Linked DNA regions of Homo sapiens: region 2 is linked to region 1. A link is an interaction called in ENCODE POLR2A ChIA-PET data of the cell type or tissue named here. Cell type or tissue: OCI-LY7. All regions are shown on one strand. Links, peaks and the distances in the headings refer to the core of each region. The heading gives the core; the rest is flanking DNA.

Region 1 (16,766 bases), core at 4,120-12,119:
ACACGACTTAGACACATTTTCTTATCTCTGAGGAAAAAGATGAGATAAGACAACCCCTGACACAAATACTGGTATCTTACATGCACGCATGTATGAAGGCATTCAGATGAATACATGCTGTAAGAAGGAAGAGAATCACTAAAGTGATCCAAAAGAACAGAAAAGTATATGAGAATACGTGAGAAAAAAATCCGAGAGGAAAACTGAAAGATTTTTATTTTTTCCCTTATTTATCCTAAAGTTTATTTTCCATTAGTATTTAAAAAAATTATTCCCAAGCTATTGTATTCTTAAAAAAACAAAACAGAGAAGCAAAATAGAGAACAGATAATAAAAAGAGAAGTTTTTAAAAATAAGAGAATGGAAAAAGTATAGAGTAGTATAATGGGTAAATAATGTGGTTTTCGTAACTACTTTTCCTAACGTAATGATAGATTATTTTTACATTCTACAACTTCATTAGTTTTATGTTTAACTTTGTGACTTGCTGCTTCATTCAAAATACAAAGCTAGAGAAAATAGTTGAGAACTGATAAAAATGAGTACCTCAATGCATTAAAAGAACAGATCAGAATTCTACATTTCTATTTTTTAATTTTTTCAAGGTTACCATTTTTCTATTTCTTTATTCTACATATTAATTTCTCCCTCTCTGAAATTATAAATTAAATGTTCACAGACCCAAAAGTATTATAAGGGAAAAACTGTTAACATTAATAAGAGCTTGCTAAAAAGGATGAATACAAAATTAATATAGAAGATACAATAGCTTTCACATAACGAAATTATAATGGAAACAAAATATCTCATTCCCAGTAGTCACAAAATATAAAATATTCACAAATAAAATTTTTAAATTTTAAGAATAAAGCTATCAAACTTTACTGCAACAATAAACCTATAAAACTTTACTGAAATGCATTTCATAAAAAATAATTAAATAAATGGAGAATCATTTCTGGATAGGATTATAAACATATAAATATGACATTTTTTTCCACATTAATGTAAAGAAAATGCCAGCAATGCAATTTCATAAGATCTCCAGTGATTTTTCCAGAATGCAGCAGTATATTTTAAATTTCCACTAAAAAAAAAAGAAAGAGGAGCAAGAATAACCAGATTATTTTTGAAAAAGAATAAGGTCGGGAGGGGAAGCTGCGCCCTATGTACTATTAAATTGTTTTTAGTATAAATTCATTAAAACAAAAATGAACTGGAAAGAAGGCAGATCAAAGACACAGAAAACTCAGCTTCTAGGATTCTAAGATATAAAAGAATTTAGTTCATCCAGTTCATGTAAACAAAATGTTATTGAATGTTTATGTGTCAGGTACTGTGCCAGCAGGAAAGTAAACAGGTATAAGCTTTCTAGAAGGCAATTTGGCAATATGTATCAAGAACTTTTGAAGAATGTATAAGCTTTTAGCTGGTAAATCCACTTCCAGGATTTATTCTAAGGAATGATCAGAAATTTCTTCAAGTATTTACAGAAAGATGTTTATTATAGTGTTATTTCTAATAGTGAAAACCTGGCAAAAATGATGGGTAATTAATAAGTTAATTAATTATCCCTACAATGGAATATTACATAGGAATTAACATTATGTTTTAAAACATATTAATGCATAAACACACAATATAATATCATATAACAGTGAGAATAACAAACTACAAGTGCATGGAACAATATGGATGAATCTCACAAACATCATAATCTTTAGTGAAAGAAGTGAGACACAGAAAAGGTACACACTATATGATTCTATTTACATACATTTCATATATGTAAAACAATCTGTGCTGTTAGAAGTCAGGATTGCTTTGGAAGTTGGATGAAGTGACTGAAAGGAGTGGGTTGGGAGGAGATTCTAGGATTCTGCAATTTCTTTTCCTTGATTTGGACGCTAACGACATTTTGTGAAAGGTTATCAAACTTATCGTTTGTGCATGTTTCTGCATGTATGCTATTCATCAATAGAAAGTTTTTAAAAATTAATGACTTGGAAAAAGAAAGTCCCTAATATTAAAGTAGGAAAAAAATCAAGCTATAAAATATCTGTGCATAAAATACAGTTCCAGTTTTGTAAATAAAAGAATAGCATAGGAAAATTGCTAGAAGGAAAGGAGGTCACTGGGAGCACAGTCTGTGGGGGTAGTTGGGAGGGACAGAGGAGCCAGCAGGAAATGGGGAAATACCCCTATGGTCTCTCATAGGAATTGTTTATGAGGAGAGCTTAGTTTGAAGAAGAGAGATGGGGGTGGTTAGAGGATGTGTGTAGTAAATGGCAATGGTTGTTAAGACAGGAACACTGGAACCTGTTTAAGTTCTGAAAGCAAAGAGTCAACAGAGAGGGAAATGTACAGGAAATATACAGAAAAAGAACAATAATGCCCCTTGGCAGGCCAGTCAGTGTATAAACAAATAAGCAAACTCAGAAAAGGGACCAGCAAGTTTTGACTACTGTATGTACACAAAGCAGTTCTTGTTTGTAGAGCTTGGCAAATTAATATATTAAGAAACTTGGGCCGGGCACAGTGGCTTATGTCTGTTATCCTGACACTCTGGGAGGCAGAGGCTGGCGGATCGCTTGAGTTCAAGAGTTTGAGACCAGCCTGGGCAACATGGTAAAATCCCGTCTCTACAAAAATACAAAAATTAGCCAGGTGTGGTGGTGTGCACCTGTAGTCCCAGCTATTCTAGAGGCTGAGGTGGGAAGATCCCTTGAGCACAGGAGGTGGAGGTTGCAGTGAGCTGAGATTGTGCCACTGCACTTCAGCCTGGATGGCAGAGTGAGACCCTGTCTCAAAAATAAATAAATAAAGTAAAATAAAGGAAATAAAGGAAAAGAAAATGAAGAGGAAAAAAACGGGGCTGGGCATGGTGGCTCATGCCTGTAATTTCAGTACTTTAAAGTGGAAGGATGGTCTTAGTACTTTGGGAAAACAAAGTGGGAGGATCACTTAAGGCCAAGATTTCGAGACCAGACTGGGGAACATAGTGAGACTCCATCTGTAGAAACTTTTTTTGTTGTTAATTAGCTGGATGTGGTGATGAACACCTGTAGTCCCAGCTACTTGGGGAGGCTGAAAAGGGAGGACTGCTTGAGCCCAGGAAGTCAGCTATGATTGTAGTACTGCACTCTAGCCTGGGTGACAGAGCTAGACTATCTCTTTTTAAAAAAAAGATTTTTCTTCCTGTTTATATCAATTTTTATGTTTTCATGAGGCCTTCACATCATCCTATTATCTGGATTAGGTTAATTCTTTAAAAATTTGAGCCAGAGGATAACCTATCTCTCACTTCAAAATACTTCAGAGGAAAATAAAGACCAGGGCAAATGAAACCTAGGTGAAGTACAGAAATATAGAGATAGAAATGGTGGCAAGTAGCATTTCTACCATATGATAGCTGTGTGACCTTAGGCAAATTATTTAACCTCACTGTGCCTGAGTTTCCCTATCTGAAAAATGATGAAGATAATAATAGACTGATAAGAGGTTTACATGAGATCATCCATATAAAATGCTTAGCCTAACGTGTGGCACAGAGGAAACCCTTAATAAGTATAAATTGCTATTAGCATTTATTCTTATTTTTATTTAGAAGTGGAATTTCTAAGATGTCTTCAAACCTAGAAACACCAAAACAAAACAAAAAAGAACACAATAGGTAACGAAGCAGCAGCCCCTAATTCACAATAAATAATCTCAACAAAGAATATGCTCTCAACTTTTTCTTTTGAAAAACATTAGGCTGAGTGTGGTGGCTCACACCTAAAATCCCAGCACTTTGGGAGGCCAAGGTAGGAGGATCACTTGAGGCCATGAATTTGAAACTACTTTGGGCAACAGAGCGAGACCTCATCTCTACAAAAATATAAAAAATCAGCCAATTGTGGTGGCACACGCCTGTAGCCCTAGCTGCTCAGGAGGCTAAGATTGGATGATCACAGAAGGTTGAAACTGCATTGAGCTGTGATCGCACCCCTGCACTCCAGCATGGGTGACAAGACCTGCCTTTAAAAAAAAAAGAAAAGAAAGAAAGAAAAAAAAGAAAAACTTTAAATCTACAGAAAATTTGAAAGAACAGTACCATGAACACTCTAGACTGTTCACCTTTACCTATATTCATCAGTTGTTAAACTTTGCCATATTTACGCTCTCTCTCTGTCTCTCTCTCTCTCTCTCTCTCACACACACACACACACACACACACACACACACACACACACACACACACAAAACCAGTTTTGGAGAAGCCAAGATGACGGCTGGTTGGCTCACTGTGTAGAAGAGCATACTCCACCTATTTGTCATATGTACAAAAAGCCTTTTTCAGAGAACCTAATATTGCATAAGACATACAATGTCATAATATTAAAGTTGCAATAATTGTGATGATCAATAGAGAGTAACACTGATAGCGAATAAGAAGATATTTTTCTGCAATGCCCCACTTGGGAAGGATAAACAGTCTCAGAGTTTTATGTTCAGGCCTTTTAATAAGGGGAGAGCAAAGGCTTTCACTAGCAGGCAAGGAAGCCTAACACAGCTAGATCAGGGTTAGAGTTAGATATGTTACTGAATGAAGTTACTGGTAAAGGATTTCCAGAAATAGCCCTGTGTACATGGGTATTTCCCCCTTAACTATATTGAAAAGGAGCTTTTAAATAAAGGTTCCCCACTCCCTTTTACAAATTTTAAACATCCAGACTATCACGAGTATCTGGAAGTAGATCAGAAAATCAAAAGGATGCTAAATATTTTGTCTCAAAGAATTACATATGTGAACATTTACTCTACAGATATTAGACTGAACAACATAAATTTTTTTCTAGGTTAAAAAGCCAAATACTGGCAATTACATATATATATATATATATATATATATATTTGCTCATGTATGAAATGACATAAATATAAGAATATTAACTGTAGTTTTTCTTTTTTTTTTTTTTTTTTGAGATGGAGTCTCACACTGTCTCCCAGGCTGGAGTGCGGTGGTTCAATCTCAGCTCACTGCAACCACCACCTCCCGGGTTCAGGCGATTCTCCTGCCTCATCCTCCCGAGTAGCTGGGATTACAGGCACCCACCACCACGCCCAGCTAATTTTTTGTATTTTTAGTAGAGATAGGGTTTCACCATGTTGGCCAGGCTGGTCTTGAACTCCTGGCCTTGTGATTTGCCCGCCTCAGCCACCCAAAGTACTGGGATTACAGGGATGAGCCGCCACGCCCAGCCTGTAGTATTGTTTTTACAAGCGGAAGTCTGGAAATGATCTAAATGGCTAGACAGGAGATCAGTAAATAAAGTATGGTACAGTCATATAATACAATACTAACTGTCAAAAGAAAAAATTAAAAAGCTGCATACCACCTTGAAAATGTCTTAAGATACATTGTTATGTGAAAAAAGTATGGCGCAAAACGAGTTGGTATAGTAAGCTACCTTTTGCATACAAGCATGGAGGAGGGTAAAAAGATACACCTGCATTTGCTCGTGTAGACATAAACTCTGAAAGAATACATAAAAGATGAACAGTAGTAGTTTACTTTTGGAGGAGGAAGAACTGTGTGGATCGATGACAGATGTTGGAGGAAGGCTTTTCAGTGTATTACTTTTCATATATTTTTTAGCCATTTATATGTATTATCTAGTCAAAACGAATTTAAGATTTTGAACATTTAGATAGGGTGATCAGAAATTGGAAAATGATTCTTCCTGTGCCTTCTGTCTACAACAATACAATGTTAAATTGTAATCATCTCTATGAAATTTAGTTTCAAGTGTTTGCAGAGTAACCGTTATTATAGATTTAATTATAAAGATTGATTATTTTTTGGCATGCTGTCTTTGTTTCACATTAGAGAATACAATATCTAAAAGGCCTTTTCAAAAGAAACTTTTTGTGATACAGATTCTTTAGTCATATAATTGCAAAAACAACACTGAAAATTCCTGTGTGCCCGTCACCTAGTTTTCCCCATGGTTTACTATCCCTAAACCTGGCTACCACTAATCTGCTCTCTATCTGTATAACCCTGTCACTTGAGAATACTATATAAATGGATTTACAAAGTATGCAATATTTTGAGATTAGCGTTTAACAATTACTTTTTGCACTCTCATTCCCCATATTGATTGCATTTTCATATTTTTATTTCTTTTCTAGAGATGGGGTCTTGCCATGTTGCCCAAGCTGCTTTCGAATTCCTGGGCTCAACTGATCATTCTGCCTTAGCCTCTCAAGTAGCTGGAACTACAAGTGCATACCACTGTGCCTGGTTCCATATGTCTTGTTTTGTTTTGTTTTTTAAGTCAGGTTTATTGAGGGATAATTTACATACTATAAAACTCACCCTTTTCAGTGTGCAGTTCTATGATTTTTTAAAATAGTTTTGTTTTGGTATAGTGTATAACAAATTACACATTTTCAAGTATCAAATTTGATGAGTTTATATATATTTGTGAAGGCATCATCACAACCTACATAACGATCCATCACCCCTGAAAAGTTTCCTTGTATTACTTTGTAATCCATTTTTCCAACATTATACACTCATTCCCAGGCAACCACTTTGCTATCCATTACTATAGGTTCACATTTTCTAGATTTTTATTTAAATGGAATCACATAGTATATTTTTTCATTTCTCCTGAGTAAATACCTAGAAGTAGAATAGCTGCATCATATAGTAGGTATATGTTTACCTCCTTTACAAACAGCCAAACTTCCAAAATGACTGTAACATTTTATATTCCCACCAGCAATATGTGCAATTCCAATTTCTCCATATCCTCATCAACATTTGGTATGGTCAGTCTTTGTAATTTTAGCCTTTCTAGTGGGTGTAGTAGTGTATTAGTCCATTCTCATGCTGCTATGAAGAAATACCTGAGACTGGGTAATTTATAGAGGTTTAATTGACTCACAGTTCTGCATGGCTGGGGAGGGCTTGAAACTTACAATCATGGCGGAAGGCACCTCTTCAAAGGGTGGCAGGAAAGAGAATGAGAGACAGCAGGGAAAATGCCAGACACTTATAAAACCATCAAATCTCATGAGAACTCACTCACTATCATGAGAACAGCATGGTGGAAACTGCCCCCATGATTCAATTACCTCCCACTGGGTCCCTCCCAGGACACATATGATTATGGGGATTACAGTTCAAGATGAGATTTGGGTAGAGACACAGCCAAACCATATCAAGTAGTATCTCATTGCAGTATTAATTTACATTTCCCTAATAACTACCGATGCTGAGCATCTTTTCATGTGCTTATTTGAACAGACAGAAGCCATACTGAAATGGACCAAAAGAAAGCATGAATGGTGAAGAAAGAATGAGCTCAAATCAGTCTTTGGAAAATTTTGGCAGTGAAAATGGAAGAAACACATATGACAGTGAACTTAAAGAGGGTTTCTTGGCTATGAGGAAGGACCGGTAGAGGAGATTAAAAGAACAAGAGAAAGACATGAAATAATTGATGAAGAAAGGTTAGAGAAGAAATGGGATGAGAATGTGATAAGGATACAGGTTACCTTTGCGAGGAAGAGACAGAAAGTGAGATGGAAATTAAGTGAAGAAATACATTTTGAGATGGTGGCCAGGGAAACTCAAGGGCTTTGCTCAACCTTCCTGGCAAAATTGGGGAAGAACTTATCTACTGAGACTAAAATAGAAGGAACTGGGCCTGGGGCTTGAGAAGGATGACAAGAGTTGAAATTGGTGTTATGAGAAAGCAGTGGGTTGGGAATCAAACAGAGATAAGTAGTGGGATTATCAAACAGCTTTAAGAGCACTCACAAAGAATCTATGTTAGTAAAATTTAATATTTCTTGTATTCTCTTTCCTTGGTTGTCAAGAGTTCCCAAAAAAAGGACATAAATGGGTCAAACAGTTCCATAACTATACTACCTCACAACACTTTCACATTCTCAAGCTCTCTCTCTTTCTTTTTTGAGACTTACAACTTGTTTGGTATGTAGAACAGGTTCCACTCTATACATGAAGAAACAGAAAGTGAGGGAATGGCTTTCCCACAACGCTAGGCTAGCTGGAACTTTAATCCAGATTTTTTGATTCTGATTCTAGTAATTAGCATGTCCCATAATTCTATTGCTGCATCCTGCTGCTATCTACCTTCAATGCTCTTCATTATTGTTCTGACCTTAAAAACTGCCTCAGTTTCTTAATTGTTACTCTACCTTTCTAATCCACCCCACACTCTGCTCCATTCTTTCCTAAACAACATTGCTCATGTTCTACAGAAGCAGAAGTCTGTCGAGAAGTCAGAGTAGCATCTAAGCCTGAGAAGCTGCTCAGAGAAAGGGGAAGAAGATTTTGGTGCACCTGAGGACTCAGTTTGCAAACAGAAAAAGCACCAGCTATCAAGCTGCAGCCATGGTTTGCCATTTAGAATGGATGGCCTGATTCTCAGTGTTTTCTTAGGGTCTGTGGTGAGGAGAGACAAAAGAAATCAGTAGAGAGCCGCCATCAGTGAGCCAGAGAGAAACAGCAGCCAGGGTTCTTCTCTAAACCAACCAATCTAATATAGACTCGTCCTCCTTATAATACCTCCCAGGGCAGGGCTGCAAGGCTGGAAATGGTAAGAGCATTTGGGCTGTAACTCCTCACTCACCTCCTCCCTTCAACCAGCCTTCCAAATTCCCCTAACTGAAATAAAGCCTAAGAGTCTCCTCCAGAAAATCAACATATAAAAATGTTTTAAAGCAAACCTGAAACTGGCACCTTTACTTTGCTTAGGATGAAAAGTTTGGTTTCTAGTGTGTTGGGCAATCTGTATAAAAAGTTATAAAGGTTAAGTGTCTAGTACAAATAAATCTTGGTTATTTGTGAACACAATAGGTTCCTGTTTGGTTTTGTTATTGTGTTTTTTTTTAGAAATTAAGCTCCCTCTGACCTTGAAAGTCATTTTGCTACTGTAGACTGTGATGCAAATTAAGGCATTTCTATTCTTATTTCAAAGTCTGCTGCATAAAGTAAGTGTATGCTCTTCAAAGTAAATTGACAGCCTAATGTTGCACATTTAGCTACATCAACACTTCAACAGCTTATTTCATTATTATTTGACTAACTCATTTTAAAATTTATCAAGAAAAGTATAATTTTCTCCTCTCATGGTTTCTGGTCTTAAAAAGCTAATACCCTAACAGTTTTTAAAGATCCCCTAATGTTGCAACTTGTGTACAAAGCAGGTCTAAAAAGCAGCCTCACAACTTTATTATAAAAGTAGGTCACTTTTTAAAATGCATTAAAGTTAATGTAAATATAACTGTGCAATTCTTTATTTTAAGCTTTGTTTTGAAGGCAAATCTCTCACAAACTAAATCATCTTTAAAACCTGTAGTTTTTAGTTTGCACTTGTTACAAAAACAAGCAATTATTCTATAGCAGAGCATCTCATGTTTCCTAGAGCTAAATGATATCCTGAAGTAGCAAAAATCTTGTGGACCAGAATGATAGCAGTATTTCTCCTTTGAACCATTAAAGAAAAAAATGAATAAATTTAAGGGGAAACCCCTCTTTAAAAAAAAATAAAAAAGGCTTCTTGTGTTATATCTAATCCACTTTCACACAGTTTTTCTTAATTACACTACAGCTGTCTGGTAAGGCACAACTGACCACTTCCATCATGAAAACAAACTGTACCCTACCATCTAAAGTTCTCGATTAAAAAGCAAATGTTTTTGTGAGCCCAGAGAAAACGGGCGCAGCTGCTCCATTTCACGAGGCAGGCACCTCTACTCCATTCATCTGTGAAGAATGGCAATGACTGTAAATTGTTCTTCCTGATCGGTTCCACAATAAAAACAAACCACACTACTTTCAATTTTTCAAAGCCAATTTTTTCAAGCCTCCAGTACACTGGAAACAAGAGTTGTGTTCTTCTGATTCATGGCCTTTGATTTCTACATAAACATCCCTGTATGCATGTAAAAACAGGTCCCTGCAGGATACTCAGAGACTGTATATATTAACTTACCAGATGTACCAGAAGATAGAAATGCCATCCGCCTACCTTTCAAAGCAAGATACTATTTAACAGCTTAAACTGCCTGTGACTAAAGAATGACTGCAAAGAACATACCGTATGTGGAGAGGCATTAGTTAGTTCATGAGAAAACTTCAGCATATTCACAAAAAGTACAACAAACGGTTTTCAACTTGTGTTTTAAGGCTCTCCATTAAAATCCATAGTAAGGAATTAAGGTCAAGAAACACATCTGCATTTTGCAACTAAAACACAAAGGTTTAGCTATTACTGGAAATCTAATAATAGCTAAAATGATTGACACAAGTTTGTTAAGAAACTTCTAAATATTCCCAGTTAATTTACAATGCTCAAACAGTAATCACAATTTAATCTTGAGGTCTCCAAAGTATTTTTTTTTAATCAAACACACACTTGTCAATTTCAAAATGTTAGAGCATGCTTCTGCCATATTTATGTAAATCATATATATATAGATATATATACCTACAAGCATGGAGCACTATACTAATATCTAATGCACATTTTTAAACATATACAAAAATAGTTGTTAAGAATAGGATAAAATTGCTTATAAATAGAAGTTTTAAGACTTTGCACACCTCCTATGGGTAACCTTGCACAGCTCCTGAGGCACCAGCCCCTCCACTCTCACCCCCACCCATGGAGACCCTAAGTGGGCCATAGCTAATGTGAGGCCAAACCATGCCCTCAGTGGCTTTGGATGAATTATTTGATTGCTCTAATTTCTATCCCTGCCCTTAAGAAGATTGTTTGTAGAAACATAAGAATATAATCTAGTTTAGAACAGCTTTTAATTCTGACTCATCACTGGAGGGTTGCAATGGAATTCAAATGTGATAAAACATTATGGAGATTTAAAGTACAAGAAAATGTTCAGATCTGTGAACCCCCAACTTCAGTGGCAAAACTGCTAGCAGCCAATGATTATTCTCTCACACCTGACAGCAATCAAAATCACCTCAATCAGCAAAGAGGTTTATACTGAAAATAACATCCTGTGGCTGCCGCAGCGATGGCACCCCCTAACCATCAGCTTTGCCATATAGCTCCAATATATTGATATTTTACCTTTCCAAACTGTCTCATTTACAACCTCATTCCTTCCAAAAACCCTAGCTATATGTGATTTCAGGCAAAGGAAGTTCTCAACAAGTGATGAGACTTTATTTTAATTAAGCCCTGTCAATAATGCAATGTAATACATAGTTATTGGGTATATACAACTTAGGCTGGTTTTGCTAGAAGCTGTCAATACAATTATCCTTGTCCTCAAAGCGTTCCAAGAAAAAAAAAAAAACTAACAAAAACCTCCATCTAACAAAAATTTACCTCATATTTGCCCTCTTTCTTTCTGCCATTTGTTCTCAGGCTCCTTTACAGGGTCCTCTTCCTCCACCTCCTGTGTTACTCTCTAGGGTTGCTCTCTTCTCACTCCATCTCTAGGGGATCTTATCCAAGACTAACTCAAGATACACCAAGACATCTTTAATTACCAAAGCCATTTCTAAATAACGAATATTTTTCTTAAGTTATACATCATATGCCCCATACTTTCAACTGCTTACCTGATTTCTCCAACTAGATGTCCAAGAGCAGTTCACCTCAACACTTCCAGACGATCGTGAACTCATGATCGTCTCCATAAAACCTGCTCCTCATTTTTTTTATTATACTTTAAGTTTTAGGGTACATGTGCACCTCCTCATTCTGTACTTTCTCAATTCACAAGAATCATCATTCTTTCAACTCTCATAATCACTGAATGTCAAATTGTAATTAATCCTACCTCCTAGATGCCTTTCAAACTTGTCTCCTCTCCATCACCATCACCTTAATTCGACACCCTCCTAACTGGTCTTTTCTCTCTAATTTCTGCCTTCCCTGACTCACCCCTCAACATCACAGCCAATGTTCCTACATACTCAGACCATCTACCTCTCTTGCTTAAACAAGGGGAAGCAAGCAGTATCTTGAGAACAGTGGTGTTTTTATGCCAACGGGGATTGGGAAATGTTTATAAGATGGAAGGAAAGGGACTGTGGTAAGAAAGGAATGAGAGTCAATGATAAACAGAGCAAGGTCCCAGAGCATTAGGCAGGCTAGGCAGGCTCCAGAGCCCTGGAGGAGGGGATGGCTTCATAGATGCACTTGCCTCTGGGGGAGAAAGAAAGACGGTAAGGATGAATGTGATGAAGGTAAGTTTGAATACGGAGGGGAGGCAAGCCGAGGGAGTATGTGCCAGATATTATCTATTTCCTTAGAAATATGAGAAGGGAGGTAAATTATTACTTTAAAATGAGGGGATAAGTAGGGCTGACTGCCTGAGAACAGCGGTTCCAGTTTGGAACAGTCACTACTAATAATGAAGAAAGCAGCTGATTAGAAATAAGTCTGAAAGAATAAAAAAGGGAAAGAAAAGTCATCCTGAGCACTGAGCTGAGGCTGGAAATCATAAATCTGTACCAGAGACAATCAGCACAGTGAGAGGAAAGTTGGTTGCAAAGGTGGTGAGCAGGAGAAGCGGGAAGAGTGTGATCATGGTGCTGATGGGCTATAAATCACCAACAGCTCTCAATGCCTACTTTTATCCATTTAGCTCAATTTCCCCAGGGCCAGTGCAATTTAGTCCCTCTTCCTCTCCTAGAATGTGTGTTCCAACCATAATGAACATACTGTACCATTTCCAGAACATGCCACACTATCAGGACTCCGTCGTAGGACATGCTGCTTCCTCTACATAAATGCACTTCCCCCTACTCCCCTCTCCTTCCCTCTGTCTTCCTTCACTCCAAAAAGAAACATTCCACAATAAATTTGATTGGCCTGGGTAGGCAGCCCACCAAACCAATAAGCTGGGTACACAGCAAGCACTCGACGAGCATTTCACTGGGGAAGGAATCATATGATATGCAGCAAACGCCCATCCTGTCAGTGGGGGAGGCTCTCTAAGGCGCATGAAGAAAAGGGGATAATGGGTATCATCAAGCATCCCCTCCACCCCATCATGTTTAATAAACTTGTATATCATTCCTCAGGTCCTTGTTTCCCTAATCTAAATTCAAAACATAATCCTCTAAAGTTCTCCAAAACTTAAAAAAAAGAACATTAAAGGGCAATTATTTTTGAGATTTTTATGGAAGTTAAAGCTACTTAGTCTCCCTAATTGACAGAAGCAGATTTATTGAGTTTTCACTGAGAGCTCCTATCTCTACAACTATTTCCCTAACCATGTTACCCTAAAAGACAAATGAGTATCTGGAGCTCAGCTTGACTGGTATGCCCAAATGTGCAAATTGCAGCCAAACAAAAGCTAAATTTCTGGACAGATGAATGAAAAGGGACATCTGGTCTTGGTGTTTCTGCTCCTCCTTTCTTGATTCAGACTTCAGAAATTCACAATGCACTGGTCCTTTTAGTCACCACTCATTCTAGCCCCCTCCTTTTAATCATCTCCATCTAATACCACAGAGAGCTATAGGTATTAATTAGTTGCTCACTCATTAATTCAGCAAACAGCTACTGACTTAATTAATATGTTATAGACACTGGAAAACATACAAAGATGAATAACATAAGACGCTTACTGTCTGGGGAAGAAGAGAAAGTACAAAATTATTACATATAATATAGTAAAGTGCGATAATATACTATGCATTCATTTATTTATTTATTCAACAAATACGAAATATCTAATATATACCAGGCACTACTTTCAGTGCTGAGGATTCAGCAGTGAAACAAGTAGGAGGAAAAAAAATAACACTTGTCTTCAAGGAGTTTAATTGATAAACACATGAGCGAATAAAATGAAGCACGACATTGAAGGCAGCAATTCCTCCAGAGCAGGAGGAGTTTTCAGGCCTCCTCAGAGAAGCTGATGGCAGTTTAATCTCGGAGGATGAGCAGAAATGCATAGGCAGAAGAAGAAAGTGATCCAGGAACATGGTCCGAGGAAGCAAACAGCCTAGACATGTAAGAGAACAGTGTGTGGAGTTCAGAACGGCAGAAATACTTGCTCCAGTAAGAAGTCTGAAGTGGGACAAGTAAGCCCAAATAACCTTCTGTTAGACTGCAGTTAAGAAATGAGGAAATCCCTCTCAAAACACACATTTGGCAAAATTATGCTTGTTCTCTTTTTATGGGAAGAATGAAGGCTGCTTTTCTGTTTCCATTTTTTTCCAGAGGTACAGAAAAATAAAATTTTTAGGCAATGAGTTTGACTAAATTTTCATTTTAAATTTGATAAATCTGCCAGGGTATTGGGCATATAAAAACAAATCATAATATTAATTAATTAAAAAGTAAGCAAACACAAGAACCCAAACAAATAAATTTCCAGGTTCCTATGGGCTAGAAATTTTAAAAAGAAGCCTTTCTAAGATAGGAAAGTCATGAATAAGAAAAAAAAGTCATAATAGAAAAACCAGTATGTTCATGTTCACATTCAGAGTATGACATGTGCTACACAAATTAATATTTACATATCTGAAAGACAGCTAATTCCTAGAATGAAGAAGCAAGAAAGCATATACAGTATTTAAGGATATAAGGCAGTAGAACACAGAGGTGAAGAGCCAGCTTGCTTGGGATCTCATCTCAGCCTTGCCTCTCACTAGCTTTGTAACCTCGGGCAAGTTGCTTAGGCTCAGCTTCTTTATATGTAATACAGAGTTATAATAATGGTATCTACCTCAAAGAATTATTTTGAGGCTTAAACTCATAAATATAAACAAGGCTCTTCAAACCAGTACCTGGCCCCTAACTGTTACTGTTGTGAGTGGTAACGGTTATTGTTGCTATTATGATCCAGAGCTGGCACTTTACTACAAAATCCATATTAAACTACTGATGATCTCGTGAAAAAATATTTATCCTTTTATTAAATTGTGTAAAAATGCTGCTTTCCAGCTACTATTACTCTGGAATTGAAACCTAAAATAAACATGCTTAGCAACGCACATTGTTTAATCCTACTTTTGTTTAAGAGCTTAATTTCTGGCTGGGCGCGGTGGCTCACGCCTGTAATCTCAGCACTTTGGGAGACCGAGGCAGGCGGATCATGAGGTCAGGAGATCGAGACCATCCTGGCTAACATGGTGAAACCCCGTCTCTACTAAAAATACAAAAAATTAGCCGGGTGTGGTGGCAGGTGCCTGTTAGTCCCAGCTACTCAGGAGGCTGAGGCAGGAGAATGGCGTGAACCCGGGAGGCGGAGCTTGCAGTGAGGCGAGATTGTGCCACTGCACTCCAGCCTGGGTGACAGAGTGAGAGTCCGTCTCAAAAAAAAAAAAAAGAGCTTAATTTCTTGAAATGCTCACTATTCACAATAAACAGTAATGATCATCTCTGAAGCAATACACTCATGCCATCTTTTTTTTGGGTGAAAGGACCTTAAAAGACAGAACTTGAAACTGTTGCTTATATTATACCTGTCTAGAGGATTTATGAAAGCAGAATAGGCAAGAATGCCTATAGAATCCACCAAAATATAAATTCCACCAGACAGTAAGTTTCCATAAAGGCAAGGATTTTTGCTGAGTTCACCAATGTGCAGTCAGTATCTGGATCTGTGCCTGGAACATGGCAGGATCTTAATATTTCAAAATAAATGAATAATATGGTTTAAAATGAATTGTCCAAATCTTAGATAAACAAGTACACATTTGTAGGAAATTACATATATATTTAAATGAAAAAATGAATACTAGGTAAGTTTTTAAAACAATCACAGGTTTGAACTTTAAATGAAGTGCTATCTTCAACATTAACCAGCTCACAATATAAGAAGGAAAAAAATTAAACACTTTGGAGAAACTGTAGATTGCCTAAAGAGGGCTGTAAGTTTTAAACCAAAGCAGCACCTGTATGATTGAGAAGAAGAAATTCAACAAGAAGCAGTTATGAATATATAAATTATAAGGCTTTGGGAGTTCTTTTATTATGTGAGTAACAGCAAGTATTTTCTGGACTTGCAGCTGGTATACTATTTCTAAACTACACGAGGACCTATTTTATTCACTACGGAGTTTGAAACCTGAGGCAATATCAGTTTATTAATCAGATGAACTTCAATTTTAAACAGTAGAAGTTTTATTTCCTAATATAAACTGTGGATCTGCAAAAAGAAGTAATAAATAGCATGTCATTGGGCATGCCTGGAATAAGCAATAACTTGTAGTAAAATATATTTTTAAAAATTGATTAACTACACATGTACTCTGGGAGAAAAACAGACAAGTAAATTTTGCTGCTATTGACAAGGCTGCTCTATTATAATCTTATGTGTTAGCACAATCACTGTTAACATTAAAAGAAGGAAACTGCTACATTTCGGTTCTATCTGCCATATCTGGATTCTAACAGAAGATCCATCCCAAACAAATGACCAGAAGGCTAATTCTGATTACAATTCTTATTCCACTATTACAACGATATGTAACTGAGGAGAACTGTTCTACCATTTGTTATATATACAAGGACTACTTTGTTGACTAAGAAATTAATAAGTATTCAAAAAAAACTCAGATACTAAATAGAGGGAAAAAATTATTTCCAAAATTTTGAGTAGAACATTCTATTTATAAAACCAGATAGATATATGCTTACTAAACAAGCCTGTAGGAATCCCAGTTTCCCCTCTTGCTTAGCATACTGTATCCCCAGTGCCTAACAGAGAGTTTGAAGCTCAATAAATATTGACTGAACATATTAATGATT
Region 2 (16,766 bases), core at 5,779-13,778, 150 kb before region 1:
TTTCTATTGTCAACAACAGCTATAAGTGTATTATCGACAGAAGAGCAAAGTCTTTTTCTCTTTTTTGTTGATAAATTGGTAAACTGACTAGAGAGAATTTCCATCGCACTTTTGCCTTGGGAAACAAATTCTTTATTTGGTTTATGTGCTTATGCATGCATTTATATACATATGTACTTATTTGGGTTTCCTGGGGGAAATTAAATGGGCAAGGGCACGTAATATTTTAGCTTAATCCAGAGATTGGCGATCTTTTTTTTATAAAGAGCCAGAGAGTAAACATTTTTGTTTTGTGGGCCATAGGTCTCTATCACAACTATTAAACTATGCCCTTGTAGCACAAAAGCAGTCATAAACAATACATAATTGAATGAGGGTGGCTGTCTTCTAATTTTCCTTACAAAAATAGACAGGAGCTCTAGTTTGTACACCCCTAGAATCTATCGAAATACCTCAATGGCTCCCCCACTTGCAATTAAACTTGCTCAAGTCCCTCCCCTAAATAAAAATCAAAGAAGCCCACATCACCGCAAAAAGTTGTTTTGTACTCACCAGCTCTCTTTCTCCACTGCTCATTTACCTTCAACTCTAGATAGTCCGACCTCTGCGCTCACCACCTACTAAAATTGTCCTTATCAAGGTCACCGACGATCTCCATGTTGCTAAATCCCTCAGAGACTCCAGTCTTCTCTTTCTTACTCAATCTCTACACAGCTTTCAACACAGCCAGCCACTCACTCCTCCTTCTGGAAATACTCTCCACTCATCTTCTGAAACCTTTCAAGACTGATTTCCTTCCTTCAGCAGGAATACTTGTCAATCATCAAAGGCTCCTTCTCCTCTTCACAAACTACATGATGGAGTTGCTCAGGACTCTGTCCTGGGTTCTATTGCTTCTCTCCCTAGGGGACTTCATCTACTCTATAGCTTTAAATGATATCTTTATGCTGGAAACTCACAAATTTACTTTTTCAGCCCAGATCATTCCCCCATTTCCTTACTCATATATCCAATTGCCCACTTGATATTGCAAGTCTCTCAGATAGATGTCTTAAATGTAAAGTGCTGAGCAAATATGATTGAATAAATACATACATGAGTTTACCTGGTTTCCCAAGCAGAAACCAGAGCCTAATCATTAACTCCTCCCTTTGGCATTCTTTCGCATTACCAAAACGTAAGCCTTCTGTTTCCTAATCATCTCCTGGATATTTCCCTGGCTCTCTATACCTAATTCTTAGGCTGGTATAGCAGCATCTGTTGCTAAAATACTGAAATATGTCCATATTTGTTTTAAAGAACTGCTGGCCTAAGCTCCTGTTGTGCTGGCTCCACCTCTGGGGTCCACGTGCCCCATCCAGCCTGGTCTAGCAGACACCTGAAGACTCTGCTCTAGTGCTAAGGCTTGCATCCATTCTGATGGATCAATGTTTATGCCAAAATAGCTAAGTATTTTAATATTATCCCTGCCTAATACCACAGTGACTAAAATATTCTAGCACTAGGAAATTATCTTTCACCCAGATTCCTGGAAAAGCTATCTGATATAGTTTGGATGTTTGTCCCCCCCAAATCTCATGCTGAAATGTGATCTCCAATGTTGAAGGTGGGTGTAGTGAAAGGTGTTTGGGTCATGGGAGTAGATCCCTTATGAATGGCTTTATGCTGTCCTCACCATAACAGGTGAGTTCTCACTCTATGAGTTCACACGGGATTTGGCTGTTTAAAAGAGCCTAGCACCTCCTCCTTCTCTCTCTTGCTCCGTCTCTCACTATGTGATATGCCGGCTTCCCCCTTGCCTTCCACCATGATTGTAAGCTTCCTGTGGCTTCACAAGAAGCTGAACAGATGCTGGCACCATGCCTGTATAGCCTGCAGAACTGTGAGCCAAATAAACCTCGTTTCTTTATTAATTACCCAGTCTCAGGCATTCGTTTATAGCAATGAAACAGACAAATACACCATCCAACTTGTTTCCCTACCTCCTGACTTATTCATCTCCAGACTCTGCATAGCAGCCAGGGTGATTTGTCTAAAATGCAAATTGATGACATCTTTCCCCTATTTAAAATCTTTAAACATGCGTAACTCTCAAGATAAAGCCATAGCTCCTTAATAAGGTTCCCCAGACTTTCATGATCTGACTCCTTCTCATTCTTCAAATCTCACCTCCTCAGAGGTATCATCCTGATCCCATTTAAAGTAAGTTCTTGTTATTGTCTCTTAGCAACTTGTTTGTTTTCTTCATTGCATTCATTACAATTTGACATTATTATTGTGATTATTTTTATCTGTTTCCCCAACTAAACAATAAGCTCCCTGAGAGAAAATACCATGTCTATCTTGCACACTGATATTTCCCTAGCTCCTGAATATGGTTAAGTGAATAAATCTGGACCCCTGAATACTGTCTAGCTTCATCTCTTGCTATATTTTTTCTTGGGATTTATGGTTTAGCTATATGCAGTCAACATGTATTCAACAATTATTTGATAATGACTATTCTCGGTTCCCTAAACATTCCACATAGAATACTACCCTCTGCCTGGAATAATTCTGTTTAACCCTCATGCCCTTTCACATGGCAAACTCCTGCTTACCTTCAGGTATCAACACTGTCCTTGCACCTGGACGCCTTGCTTGTTCTTCCATGATAAAATCTTTATACTATAATTTAAATGTCTGTTTCTCTTTCTGCTTTTCTTACCAGATGGTAAGGCAATGGCAATTAAGTCACTACTATGTTTGTCATTTTTCATTGTTGCCTCTGAAGCATCTTGCTCAGTGCCTGACACTCAATAAATAGTATTTAGCAGACAAATTCAATCCTAAAGCAGACATCCCAAAGTTCCGAGAGGGGACCAGTGAACTCATATCCATTGGGGTGGCAAGATTTTTTTTATTTGTAAGTGGCTACAAAGAAAAAGGTGTTTTTGTTCTTGTTTTTTCCCCTAAGAATACATTTTCCTTTAGCTGTTTGCTTCTGCAATACGAAGTGACTCCACCTGCAACTTATTGTTTGGCTTTAAGGGCAGAAACTTGTTCATAAATTGCTAAATTTACTTATAGCCTAAGTGAAAAGTGCAAAGTGTAGATGACAAAAAAGATCTATGATGAGAATGGGTTTTGTAATGTCCCAAAAGGACACAACATGATAGCAAGATCCCTTCCTTAAAATAATTTTTTTAAAATGTATTCATTATGAATTCATGTAATTTAGTTAAAAACAGAACCTCTTTCCTGTACTCATTAATGGCAGTTTTATGGTTTCATTCTGCCGGGCACATAAATATGTTATAATATAAACAAGTCAATGGTGTAATGAATCATTTCAGTCTTATTGTGCATATGTTTTTACTACAAATCTTGGGGAAAAAAGCTATTCACGCTCTGCATTTTTAAATTATGCTAATGTGATTAGTCATTATGGTCCTACTTATTCTTTATGATGGATGCAAGATGTTTAAGCCTCGCATAGTACTTGTGAGGGGCCTGATTAATGCTTGAGACCCAATCAAGAAGCTGTTGATGAAGTTCAAATAACATATTAAAAAGTTATATACAACAGAAGAGTTGATTCTTGCTCATATAAGATTACATAAACTAATAAAATAAGTGTAAATTGTATTAATGTACATTTTTATTCTTCCACAAACATTTTAGCTGCTACCATAACCACGTAATGTATTTTGCCAGGATCTGTCCAGGCCACTGTTTTTGAAACGAAAGTGTAAAAATGACAGAGAAAGCTGCTATTAATGTTAAATATAAAAATGCACACACATCCACACCAGCAAACAAGTGTTTTCAAAACCTAGACTTCAAAACAGTTCACCCATTCTTGCATTTTGATGTTGTCATGATCAAGCAAAATGAAAAACAGAAAAGACATATTTTGGTTGGTTATTATGCTGCCATATCAGATTGTTCCCGTTATTGTCTTGCATAAATCCCAAGCTCAGAAGGAGAAGTGGCGAGCCAGAAGAAGAATATGGATATGTGTGTGAAAAGAGCAAAAGAACAATTTTAGAATTTTAAATGAGTCCAAAAATTGAAGACCTGATTAACAATCTGAGAAATAAATTTCAGGAGAAATAAATGTAATATATACTTTATATTCAGTGTTTTTAAAACTTTTTAAGAAGTAGAACCCAAAGAAATCTTATGAATAATCACAATCCATATACGATGGTGTGTAAGGCCGTTCTCGTGTTGAAATAAAGAAATACCGGAGGCGGGGTTATTTATAAAGAAAAGAGACGTAATTAGCTCATGATTCTGCAAACTGTACAGGAGGCATTGTGATGGCACCTGCCTGGCTTCTGAGGGGGGCCTCAGGGAGCTTTTACTCAAAGCAGAAGGCAAATTGGGAGCAGGCATGTCACATGGTGAAAGCAGGAGCAGAGAGGGAATGGGCCCAGAAAGAACACACTCACTACCACGCAGACAGCACCAAGCCATGAGGGATGTGCCCCCATGACCCAAACAGCTCCCACCAGGCCCCACCTCCAACATTGGGGATTATATTTCAACATGAGATTTGGGCAGCAACAAATATCCAAACTATTAATATATCAGATAGACTATGAGAAATAAATAAGAATATTTCATAAACATTTCATTAGTTTAAATTTATCATATTTATGCATATCAATGAATTGGAAAAGTAAGACTGTTTTGATATTTCTGTGATTTCTTACTAGTTGCATAGTATTGAGATTTTCTTGACAACAAAAATAAGCTGTTGGAAATGGTAAAAATATGAGTTTTTAAACAAGTTGCCTTGTAATATCAGGACACTATTCCATTTATAAGTAATGAGAGGGAACTTCATTTGTTCTGAGAGCCACATTCTAGGTTAGTCTGAGACGAGTTGGCATGTTGTTGGTCTCTATTGTAATAATATTCAGTACATGGCAGGCTTGAATGTGCCTGTTTTAAAAATAGCATTTTGTGGCCAGGTGCAGTGGCCCATGCCTATAATCCCAGCACTTTGGGAGACTGAGGTGGGCGGATCACCTGAGGTCAGGAGTTTGAGACCAGCCTGATCAACATGGAGAAACCCCATCTCTACTAAAAATACAAAATCAGCCAGGCGTGGTGTGGTGGTGCATGCCTGTAACTCCAGCTACTCAGGAGGCTGAGGTTGTGGTGAGCCGAGATCACACCATTGTACTCCAGCCTGGGTGGGCAACGAGAGCGAAACTCCATCTCAAAAAAACAAATAAATAAATCAATAAAAATAAATAGCATTTTTAATAGATAAAAAATTAGCAAAATTCCAATCAAATGTTTCTTGACCCATGATTCTCCTCAGGGACACAATAGGGTGGGGCAGGGTAAGAACACTGTTCTGGTTGGTTCTCTCCAAGCTGTAGTCTTCTCCACTACACAGGCAGGATTTTAACAACCTATCTGCTAGCCTTCCCTGCATGCCACCCCCCATACTGCCCTGCTGTAGACATAAATGATGTATTCCTTTTGCAGTGTTCTTTATTTCAGTTAGTGGTATCACAACCTTAGGAGCTGCAAACCCCTTCAACTTTTCCTTTTCCTCACTCCTAACATTTAATATCTCCCAAAGATCTACTCATATCATCTCCAAACTATCTATGGAATCTGATCTCTCATCTCCCCTTTGTCCCTGCTGCAACTGCCTCCTGACTGCTACCTGCAGACTTCAGCCTCATCCTATCCCTCCCTGCCAGAGCTTCTGTTCTGAGACACACATTTGATTGGATCATTCTCTTGTTTTAAAGCTGGTAACACTGTCTTGCACCTAACTGGTTAAAGTTAAACCCCTCAGCAACTACAAAAGGCCCTCAATAGCCTAACCCCACCAACCTCCAAACTCCTCTCCTGCTGACTCCTTCAACCCAGGCAACTCTGAACTTATCACACTGCATGCACCTTATCCTTTGCATCTGTCTTCTTTGTGCCTGAAGAACTACTCATCCTCCAGGACCCAACTCAAACACTACCCCTTTTTCAATGCATTTATTGATTTTCCCAGGCAAAGCAAGTTGTGATTCTTGAACTTCATTTGTATTACATATCCTTGTAGCATCTGCTCCAATGTTTTGACTGCAATCATCCTCTTGTATGTCTCTCTTTTCTCCCAAATACTATGAACTTTTAGAGTGCAGGTATTGTATCTCATCCATCTTTTTAATCCCAAGCATGTACCATCATGCTTGATATGTGCCTGAAACATGGTATACTTTCAGTGCATATTTTTCAACTCTTTATTACAGCATTTCATGTGGAGTTTGTTCTTGATTCTCAGAGTAATACACAAACAGAAACCACAATGGCATCCTGTAGGCTGCCTGTTGCAAAGAGCACACGGTAAATTGTCAGTTTCTTTCCTCCTTACTCTAATTTCTCCATTACATTGGGCATTTAAATCCTTTATCTTCCTCTGAGTTCATTAACATATTTCAGAATTGAATTTTGAAACATCTCTTCTTTATGGTGTTTTCTTTCCAAAATTTACTTATCCTGTCCCCTCTCAGGTTATATGAAACTTTCCTGGTGTTTAGAACCTCAAACGGAACTAATTTCTCTTCCTAATTTCAGGTCAGATTTTGGGGAATGTGCTCAGTTATCATGCTCCAAGATAGAGATTCCCTTTCATTGTTTTTTTCCTACTACATTCTATCCTTCCCCAAAGAGGTCGTATTGAAGTGATTTGCAAATCTTAGGTCCTCTGCCCCCATAGTCCTTGAACCCTGAAAATGCTAAAGTAAAGCTGGAATTTTAATTATTTTTGTGTATTAATGCTACATGCTACATTCAATAAAAATCAGGAGTAAATTTTTACTGAATCATGGGATAGATTCAATCAAAATCTATCCCATGATATTATTACTTCTTTACAAACTCAGTTACTTATTATTCCTGACCATTTGGATATTTTACAGATTTTATCATTTATTTGCTCCATGATTTTACTTGAAGAGAATTTAATAACACTTACTAGGATGATTGTCCTTCCTCATCCATTCAACCATTCCCACCCCTTTTCAAGGCATAACATTTCCTATTTCCAATCCTCCTCGGGTTTGTAAAAAAAAAAAAAAAAAAAAAAAATCGCTTGGCAATGGTTCACTAAGAATTGCAATTTAATCCTTTGGAATAACAGGCTTTTCATCTGTGCTCCCTGCAATGATCCGACGATCTGCCACACAATCAGTTCCTTAGAAAAGAACAATGCAACTCAAAAGAAAAGAAAGTGCTGGCAACATGGTAAAGAACATGAGGCCTGTTATAAAATTTGTAAATATAAATTAACCTTGGGAGTAAATGGCATCAAAATATGAATTATTGCTCCTTTTCAAAAGAAGAATTAGGACATTTTTGGCAGCAAATGCAAATGAACCTGAGTGTCTGTGCTTTTGATCCGGACTGTGTAAACACAGGCTCATAACTAGGTAGTTTCGTGTTTATATTGGTGGAGTCTCTAAAGTTATGCTTACCGACCCAGGAACAATGCAACACTCAAGAAAGAGCAAACACAACCTTAATTCTTACCTCCCATGGCCCTTGACCTAAGGAGTGTTTATCTAAGTTGTTTTGCATCTTGTATTTTAGGGAGCTGGTTATTATTAAAAAATACAGATACAGTCCTATATATCTAAAATGCTACACACACATTTATTTAAATGGGATTAGTCTGTTATAAAATATCCCCCTTTTAAGGCAATTATAGGCCATCAACAATCTGCATAGCAATTTATCACCTCGTTTTCAGTCATTATCACTGTTAGTCAACCATGTGTTCCACAGCCTAAACATCACTGAGAGTTCACTGGGATTAGTTAGGTGTTTTAAGAGTCATTATCATCACCATTATTACTACAAATCACACCATTTATTTAGCACCAACAATCTGCTGAAGAAAGCAGGTTGGCACAATTTACAGTGGATAAGAAATAGATGCCACCTACAAAAGGAACATGGGAGTGAGCTCCAGCAAGAATGAGTGAGGGAAGATGACTTAGCACCATCTTTAGGAAAGTGTGTGGGGATTAGATACTTTCATATCCGGAATGCGGTCTCCTGGAAAGACAAACACTTTGTAAAAATCCTTATGTTTCTCCAGTGGCCTGATCAATAGAGAACTAAGAGAAGTGACCAGAAGACATATTTAAAATGACAGAATTTAGAAAAACTGCTCATGTCTATGGTACAACATGACTTTTTTTCTGCAAAGCCAATTGAGACTATGGCTCTCTCAAGTCAGTCTGAGCCTAAAGTTGGTGTCTGAGTCCCCTTCTCTACCAGCACAGGCTATTATGTAACATCCAGAGGAGTGAGCCAACTAGTCAACCAAAGCAGGGTACAGAGAGGTTGGCAATCTGAACTCAGCCAACAGATTACCACATAATAAAAAGGATGCATTGCCTTCTGATCATTACAAGAAATTTAAGGCTCTACTCTGCCTCATTTGGAACCTACTAGAAGCCAACTCAAATACTCCTTTTTCTTTCTATAAAATGTAAACATTAAAAGTCAAGTGACTTTAACGTGATTATAAACTTTAACTTGGAAACTAAGTTTTTAAGGACAGAGCAGAGAAAGTTTTTATTTTTTATTTTTTGGGGCTTTCATAGAATTGGCCAAAACTTTGAACAAAGCTTAAGGGTGAAAGGAGCCATTTGGCGAAAATGTCTGAGTTCCTGCTTTATATTTTTATTTAAGGACTGTGAAAATTTGGAGTAAAGCAATAGTTCATATCAATAAAAGTTTAATTTATTTTATGTTTATTGAGAAGGAATTAAGTCCAAAATCATCTAAAATTTGGTGGCTAGTGACATCTGAATAATTAATGAAATTAGTTTTCATGAAAATCACATATTTTCTTTATATGAGATGTGATATGATTTTTGACATTTTAAAAGAGCTGTAGGATAAATAATCTATTATTATTGGGGTCAGATTTGTACACATGATAAATATTTGACCTTTTATATATCTGTAGGACTTCTGGTTACAATACTTAATAAAGGTTAAGGGCACTTAAATTTTGACAAGCCCAGATCTTCTATAATGTCTGAAGATTCACAGTACCTTCATTTTACCCCAATTAGCATCCGTACACATAAATATAACTGAGGAAAAAAGAAAAATTTTCCACCTATTTCAGTTTGGTGTTCTGAGTCTGAGATAAGTGCATATTATAGAAAATGACTGCAGGAGAAAATAAAAAACAGTGGCTGAGAGGATATAGAGTCCAGGAATTCTTAAGTATCTGGGAAGATTTTAAAAGTAAATACAAAAAAGAAATTTTGGTGGGCTTTTCCAGAAAGCAAAGTAAGCCAATACATTTTATTACGTATTTATGGTTTTTGAAAATTTTTGTTTTCTACGAACCTACACCAGCTAGAAAAATAATTGCCAACTCTTCCCACAATGACTGATGCCGTTTGTGATGTTGCTACTGGCAGAAAGATTTTCTCAGAAGACTGAAAAAAAATAAAATATAAATATTGTGGTTTTTTATTGTCTTTATGAAAAACTATATTTTTGGCCCTTGGACCTGAGAGATAATTTACATAGCCAATTACAAAAGCTCTCACAGAATGACTGCACACCTGCATTGGGTGAAACCGAAAGAAAAACTCTCTTGTTCAGTAAAGCACCATATGCAAATTGGGGGAATAAAAGGAGCACAACAGCTGGCATGAAAAGAATAGTTTACAGATTCTTAGGGAGCACTGGTCTGGAGGCATTCAGAAGCGTCATCAGGCTGGCAAAAGTGCACTATGCAACTAGGGTAACCTTCAGTATGAAAAAAAAAACAGCTTTTAAAGAAACAGGTAAATGTTATTATGATCAAAGTCCAAAACTCATTGGCATTGATAACCGAGCATTGAGCAAAATGGAAACAGCCGTTAACAAATTCATTAAGAGCCTCTTTACATTCCCACCATCAATTGAAAACATATGTTTAATCTGTACTCTCTTTAATTTATTTCAATTATTATTGGTAGAAAAAAGGTAACCTGCTTGAATATCATAAAGATATGTCAATGACATACTTCTTGTATTTCCAGGTCAGGTTGTGCACACCTTCAGTCAACATTTATATAAAATGACAGCAACCTTTGAAGGCCTAGTTCTTCCTTGAGCAAAGAAGTGATTATTCATCACAAAGGGACAGCTAAGAGGATCTTAGAGGCAATGTTGCCTATGGAAAGAGCTCTTGACCATTCGTAAGTTCAACTCACTCATCTATTAAACGGGGCTAATAATACCTGTCCTGCACATTTGCACTGTGAACATCAAACCAAATCATAACAGGTGAAAGCATTTTGTGATGTGTAAGATGACAAATAAGTGTAAGGAATTGTGATTCATAAGTGAATTCAATAATAGCTATTCTTAGTTTATAGAAATGACAGAAGTCTCAAGTCCCCAAAGAGTTTAATGCAATTATAATTATTTGATCCTTATACTTATTTTGATTAATAATAATATTCAGCAAGAAAGCTGAATTTCCTTTTCAGGCCACCCTCTGCCAGTATTTAAGCTTGCTTTTTATGTGTTTGTGAAACTCACTGAACTCAGCCAAGATTTTAACAGGGAAGTCCCAATGTTGATTAAAATGGCCTATTTTGGCACTTATGTCCTAAATCTAATCGCCAATGACAAGATAAAACGAAACAAACAAAACCAATGTCTCATTCCATGCAATCCCAGAACCCTAAGCTGTTCTCATTCTTGGTCAACTGACCAAAAGACTACCATTTTAGGCAAGAAATTACACAGATCATTGCTCTTCTATGTAAACCTTATAATAACACATTCATAATACACTGGGAAGCAACATCAAAAATATTCAAGGTTCAACTGTGCTTACAGAGTACATTTTGTTATTGTAGCTTTTATTTTTTTCTTTCTAGAGAAATTTACAATTGAGTATCTGGTCATGAAGTTCCTAAAAGCTGTTAGCCATGCAAGTAAGCTTTGAGGTTAGAGGTGGATAAGCCCAGAATAGAACTTCTTTGCCTCAAGTTTTACATGCTTATCATTTGGTAACTAATTTTGCTTTATGTGTGTAGGTGAGTGTGTGTGTGTGTGTGTATGTGTGCATGTGTGTGTATGTGTTGTCTTTTCCTTTTGAGGGAAGAGGCCCAAGAATTGGTGGGCCTTTTTACAATCAATCTGGATAATAATAATAACCATGTACAATGCTTTCTCCCCCTTTCTGTGGCCACTAGTCTTCAAGTCTTGGGAGTCCCTGACCCCCATTCTGTGTTGTCTTTATGTAAACAGGTTTTCTCACTTTGCAAGCTTAAGGCAAAAGGCCTGGCTGGGCCACTTTAGAGACAATTTTTTCATTTGTAAAATAAGCACTCTTGAGTTAAGGCTTTCAAGGCCCCCTTCAGCTCTGAAACACTCATGGCTTGTTAAGCAACACCTCCAAAGATGACCCAATGTCTTCAGTGTATGAGCTTAATAAACTTGCTCATGAAATTTGAGACCTACTTCCAGCATCTATCACAAAGTTTTCCTATCTTCTTTATTGAGTTTTCATTTCTATTTCTACAATTGACAACCATCTAACAACAACAAAAAAAGCCACAACTAAAATAAAATTTTTGCAAAAGGACATTCAATAAGTCAATCTTATTGGAGCTAATTGTCTACTCTGTGGGAATGAATATGGAGTATTTTTACTGTGAGCAGTTACACTTCAAATGACAAATATTTACTGAGATGATCACTGGAATATCTATTGGTGTCAGAGCAGCAATGCTAATTATTAGCTGGCCACTTAAGCTGGCTAGTATCTACTCTAAACTGTTACTAACTGGCCTAGAATGAACTTCAGTTCCCCTATCTGCAAAGTGAGAACTGGGCCACCGATATAGCTCTTGAAAAGTATTTGTAATCATTTTAAGTCTCAGAGGGTGAATGACCACCTGGGAACATCTGAGATTTTGGGGGACGCATTTACTTTTGGGGCCATTAGAGAAATCATTTAGTACTGCAGCAATGATTTAGTTCTGTTGCCCCAAGGGCCCCAAAGAGTTAATGCACTTCCCATAAAGCTCCTGCCTTCTCTGTAAATCGACAAATTTATCAGATGGTGCTTTTGACAAATCAATTTGCTTGACACAGGTGGGCATTTTACTGCCAACATCTATTATAGAGAGAGTACATTGACTCTTCTTGGCTCATAAAGGAATCAGGGGCCAAACCCCAACAGGCATCTACACAGCACTCTGCATCACAGAGTAGTTTGAAATTATTTATGAAACAGAGTTGTTAACTGCTGGGACCTTTTGCTGCCATTATTGTAGTCTCCGATCTTTAGAAGAACAATGCCAAATGGTGGTGGCAGTTACTTGAGAGAGTTGTGATTTTAACATTTCATTATTAATGATAGCTATAGGATGTGAGCACCTATCCACCACCTGTTCTTACACCTCCTTCCATCTGGATTCAGACAAAGAGGGACATTAAAGAAGGTGAATCCTACCTATGTTCTGGATCTGTTCTTCTTGTCTCCTTAAGCAGCATTTTGATCAAATATTACTACTCCCTCCTGAGTCATCAATTTTTTTTGCTACATTTTTCTTCTAAGCCATGTGAAAAACTCCAATCTTAAATAAATCATGTTCTACCTGGATTTTACGGCCTTCTTTGCTCTCTCCATCTCTTTCTTTCCTTTCTTTGCTATGTCTGGGAAAGAGAAGTTCATACTTAACTGTCTTGGCTCCATCACTCATTCACTCCATGGCCCCTGTAGCCTTCTCTGAATGTGGGTCTATCTGTTTTGTTTATTTTATTTTTGAGACAGAGTCTGGCTCTATTGCCCAGGCTGTAGTGCAGTGGTGTGATCTCGGCTCACTGCAGGCTGTTCTTCCTGGGTTCAAGAGATTCTCCAGACAGCCTCCCGAGTAGCTGGAGTTACAGGCAGCCCCCACTACGCCTGGCTAATTTTTTGTATTCTTAGTAGAGACAAGGTTTCACCATGTTGACCAGACTGGTCTCGAACTCCTGACCTCAAGCGATCTGCCCACCTTGGCCTCCCAAAGTGCTGGGATTAAAGGCATGAGCCACCGTGCCCAGCCTGAATATGGTCACTATTTATGACAGCCTAGGTCCTCCACATTTTCAAGAACCTATAAAATGTTTGAAAAAAAATGTTTAGAAAAACATTTTAGAAAAATTAAAAATTGACTGACTCAAATACAGAAGAAAATAGAACATTTTAATTTGTAATAATTTCAAAGGGAAAAAGGTTAATCTCCTAAATTTTTATGACATAAATTTAATATGGAGTTTGGTGCATTTTAATGTTTGCTGTAATATGTGGTTGGATCCTCAGAAACCACTGTGTTCAGGATCTAGAAGAGTTTTAAATGACCCTGATAAGAGATCTAATTGCCAAATCCAGTGGGCGATTTTTAATCCTTATTAAAAAATGAAGCAGCATTGGATAATGTTGACCATGCCCTCCTTTCTCCTCCCTTGGTTTCTGTCATATCACCATCTCCTAGTTTTTAACCAACTTCTTTGAGTACTCCTGCTCAGTCTACTCTGGGGTTTTCTTCTACACCCGGAATTCCATCTTGGTTGTCTTTTCTTGTTAAATGTTTTCCTTGACAATCTCATCCACATCCAGGTTCCATGCCCATTTATATTCTAAGCTCCATCACCGTCTGCACTGGCAGTTCAACTTCAACGGCCCCTGAAAGTCTGCTCCTCCTTTCATAGATCCTGAGTAAATGGCACACTATTAATTCAATGGCTCAATCCAGAAATTTGGGAGTCATCTTACATTCTTTTTTTTCCCCTCTCATCTTATAGTCAATCAATCACCAATTCCTGTCAATTCGATTCCTGCAATCTCTTACATCTGTCCACTTCTCTTCATCTATTAACAGCACAACTCTGGGCCAAGCATGGTGGCTCACATCTGTAATTCTAGCACTCTGGAAGGTCAAGGCAGGAGGATTGCTTGAGCTCAGGAGTTCAAGACCAGCCTGAGCAACACAGCAAGATATCATCTCTCCAAAAAAATAAAAAAATTAGCCAAGTGCAGTGGCATGCACCTGAAGTCCCAGCTACTTAAGTGGCTGACGCAGGAGGACTGCTTGAGCCCAGGAGATCAAGGCTACAGAGAACTTTAATCATGCCAATGCACTCCAGCATGGGTGGCAGAAAGAGATCCTGTCTCAAAAACAAAAAAATTCACAACTCTGATTTTGTCATACCCATGCTTAATCTCTTCAGTGGCTCTCAATGACCCTGGAATGAAGTCCAAAATCTGACCCTGACCCTCTCCATGAGCTGGCTGCTGCCTCCTTTCCAGTCTCATTTCCACCCATTCTTCCATTAGAGAGTACTTCTTTGAATCTCCAGATCATTTCCACAGCACACCACCACCTGCCACCATTACATTGTCTTTGCACTATGGGCCTCATCTTCTGCAATTCCCCATCACACTTTTAATTACTTGTTTAATGTCCATTTTCCCCAGTAAAAAGAGTGCTTAATATTTGTTGGGTACTTTCTATGTGCCAGGAAGTTTCACACATATTATCTCATTTTAATCACAACAGTAACTATGAGGTAGGTTCTATTATTACTCCAATTTTAAAGATAAGGAAACCGAAGCATTGAGAAATTGAAGGCCACACAGCTAGTATGGAGTAAATTAAAACTAAAACCCAGGCAGTCTACATCCAGGGCCCATATCCTATCCACAATTAATATTGCTTCAGTGGCCAGGCGCCGTGGCTCATGCCTTTAATCCCAGCACTTTGGGAGGCTGAGGCGGGCAGATCACCTGAGGTCGGGAGTTTGAGACCAGCCTGACCAACATGGAGAAACCTCGTCTCTACTAAAAATACAAAATTAGCCGGGCATGGTGGCGCATGCCTGTAATCCCAGCTACTCGGGAGGGTGAGGCAGGAGAATCACTTGAACCCAGGAGGCAGAGGTTGTGGTGAGCCAAGATCACACCATTGCACTCCAGCCTGGGCAACAAGAGCGAAACTCTGTCTCTGAAACAAACAAACAAACAAACAAAATATATATATATATATATATATATATATATATATATATATATATATATATATATATGTAGCTTCAGTGAAACAGTAAGGTCTACAAGGGGAAGGGCTGAATCTTGTGTCTCCAGAGCCTAACACAGGATTGGCACAGAATGGGGGCCAACATGAAATTGCTGAAATAATAAATACAATTCAATTCTTAGATTGGCATATAGGGTCCTCCACAATCTTACCCTGACCTACCTCTCCAGCCTCATATCCCGGTACATCTGTCCCTCCTTCCCCATGCCCTATCTTCTAGCCATATATGCAGTTCCAAGAATAGGCCATAGTGGTTCACACCTCTGACTTTTGTATACTCATAATTCACTCACTCCATGTGTTCACTCACTCACTTATTATTCATTCATTTGCTAAACACCTACTGAATGCCAGGCAGACAGAAAAGTCCTGTGATAGATAGATGCTATAGGAACACAGAATAGGGATATTAAGGGGTTTGGACTAAGGAGTCAAGAACATCTCCCAGGAGAATTAACATTAAAAGTGAATTTCATTTCCCTAGCATGTGCATATCTGCATGGCAAGCCCTTATTCATCTTTTGGACTTCACTCAAATGTCTCTTCCAGGGCTCTCTCCAAGGCAGAACTTGCAGACATTGTATTGCATGTGACCTCCCCCATCACCCCATCAGATTACGAGATCCTCTTAGCCTCTTGGTGCGTATCATGTCAGTACAGTGGGTTCCTGGCACAGAAGAGGTACCCAATAAAGAACTGATGAATGACCAAATAAAATAACGGTCCTTTTTTGTGACAATACTCCATTTTAACTCATTGTAAATATCTTTGCACTTACCTGAAACCATGGAATTGGGGCTTCTGTTCATTTACAGAATAGATATATTTTTAACATATAAATGAGAGAGATTAGGGAACACCTAGCACCACTATATCATTTTATTTTAGACGTGGATATATAAATTATGTAAAATAGCAATGTAAACATACACACACACACACTCACATACTTTTGTCAATTTAGTGACTAATAACTTGAAGAAATAAGAATTCCCACTATAAGGCATATTCTCCTGAAAGCTTTGGGCACTATGGAGAATACTACATGACAGAATGCTAGTATACTTTCTGAAAGACAAGATGATCCTAATGATTTCCTCATCAATGAAAAAGGACTTTTTCATTATTAGAAATGAGCCCCAAAGGTTAGGCTGCTAATGTGTTTTTGTATACGTGTGCAAATAAATGCCATAAATAACACTTTGGACTAACATCAAAGCACACTTCTGTCTCACTGCTCTTCTTTTTGGGGTGGACATTTGAAGAGGTTCTTTGAAAATTATAACGAGATACAAACTTACTCCAGTGTCCCCTTCTCTACTAATACATGAAGGGCAGCTGTGACTGGCTTTCAGTGGACCAAAGCTCTTACAGGAGTTGCTTAGGGAGAAGCCTCACATTCTGCAATCCTGTTTCTATTTGAATGTGGAAACCTGAGCTACCTCTCCCTCCATTCTCTCCTGCCCTCCCCAACTCTCTCCCTCTAGACAGGTTTCTAATCTGTCCAGTGAGTAGCTGGAACTACAGCAGGAGTCAGTAAACTTTTTTGGTAAAGGTCAAGATAGTAAATATTTTCAGCTTTGGACCACATGGTCTGTGTTGCAACTATTTAACTCTGTTATTATAGTGCGAAAGCAGCCACACAGAATA

Evidence for each region. Peaks named below come from ENCODE experiments on the same cell type or tissue, not always from the same donor. Only the 100,000 strongest peaks of a DNase experiment are listed, where the experiment ranks them.
Region 2: POLR2A ChIA-PET joins it to region 1 with 16 read pairs; 2 of 35 experiments call an interaction of 5 or more read pairs at or near these places.

What each region holds. Positions count from the first base shown.
Region 1 is chr7:7,765,705-7,782,470 of GRCh38, reverse strand. All of the region lies in intron 2 of UMAD1 (UBAP1-MVB12-associated (UMA) domain containing 1), which reads right to left. Among named protein-coding and RNA genes, the nearest start is that of RPA3, 55 kb to the right of the region's middle. In OCI-LY7, for the core only: no CTCF peak of the experiment used is centred there; DNase peaks (open chromatin) are centred at 8,360 and 9,760; H3K4me3 peaks cover 2,180 bases; H3K27ac peaks cover 1,854 bases.
Region 2 is chr7:7,913,588-7,930,353 of GRCh38, reverse strand. It overlaps LOC124901586 (a long non-coding RNA gene), which reads left to right and starts at 7,133. Exons shown (of 4, transcript XR_007060206.1): 1 at 7,133-7,248; 2 at 10,059-10,217. RefSeq lists an enhancer at 9,728-9,777. In OCI-LY7, for the core only: no CTCF peak of the experiment used is centred there; DNase peaks (open chromatin) are centred at 6,313, 8,293 and 9,643; H3K4me3 peaks cover 3,791 bases; H3K27ac peaks cover 5,086 bases.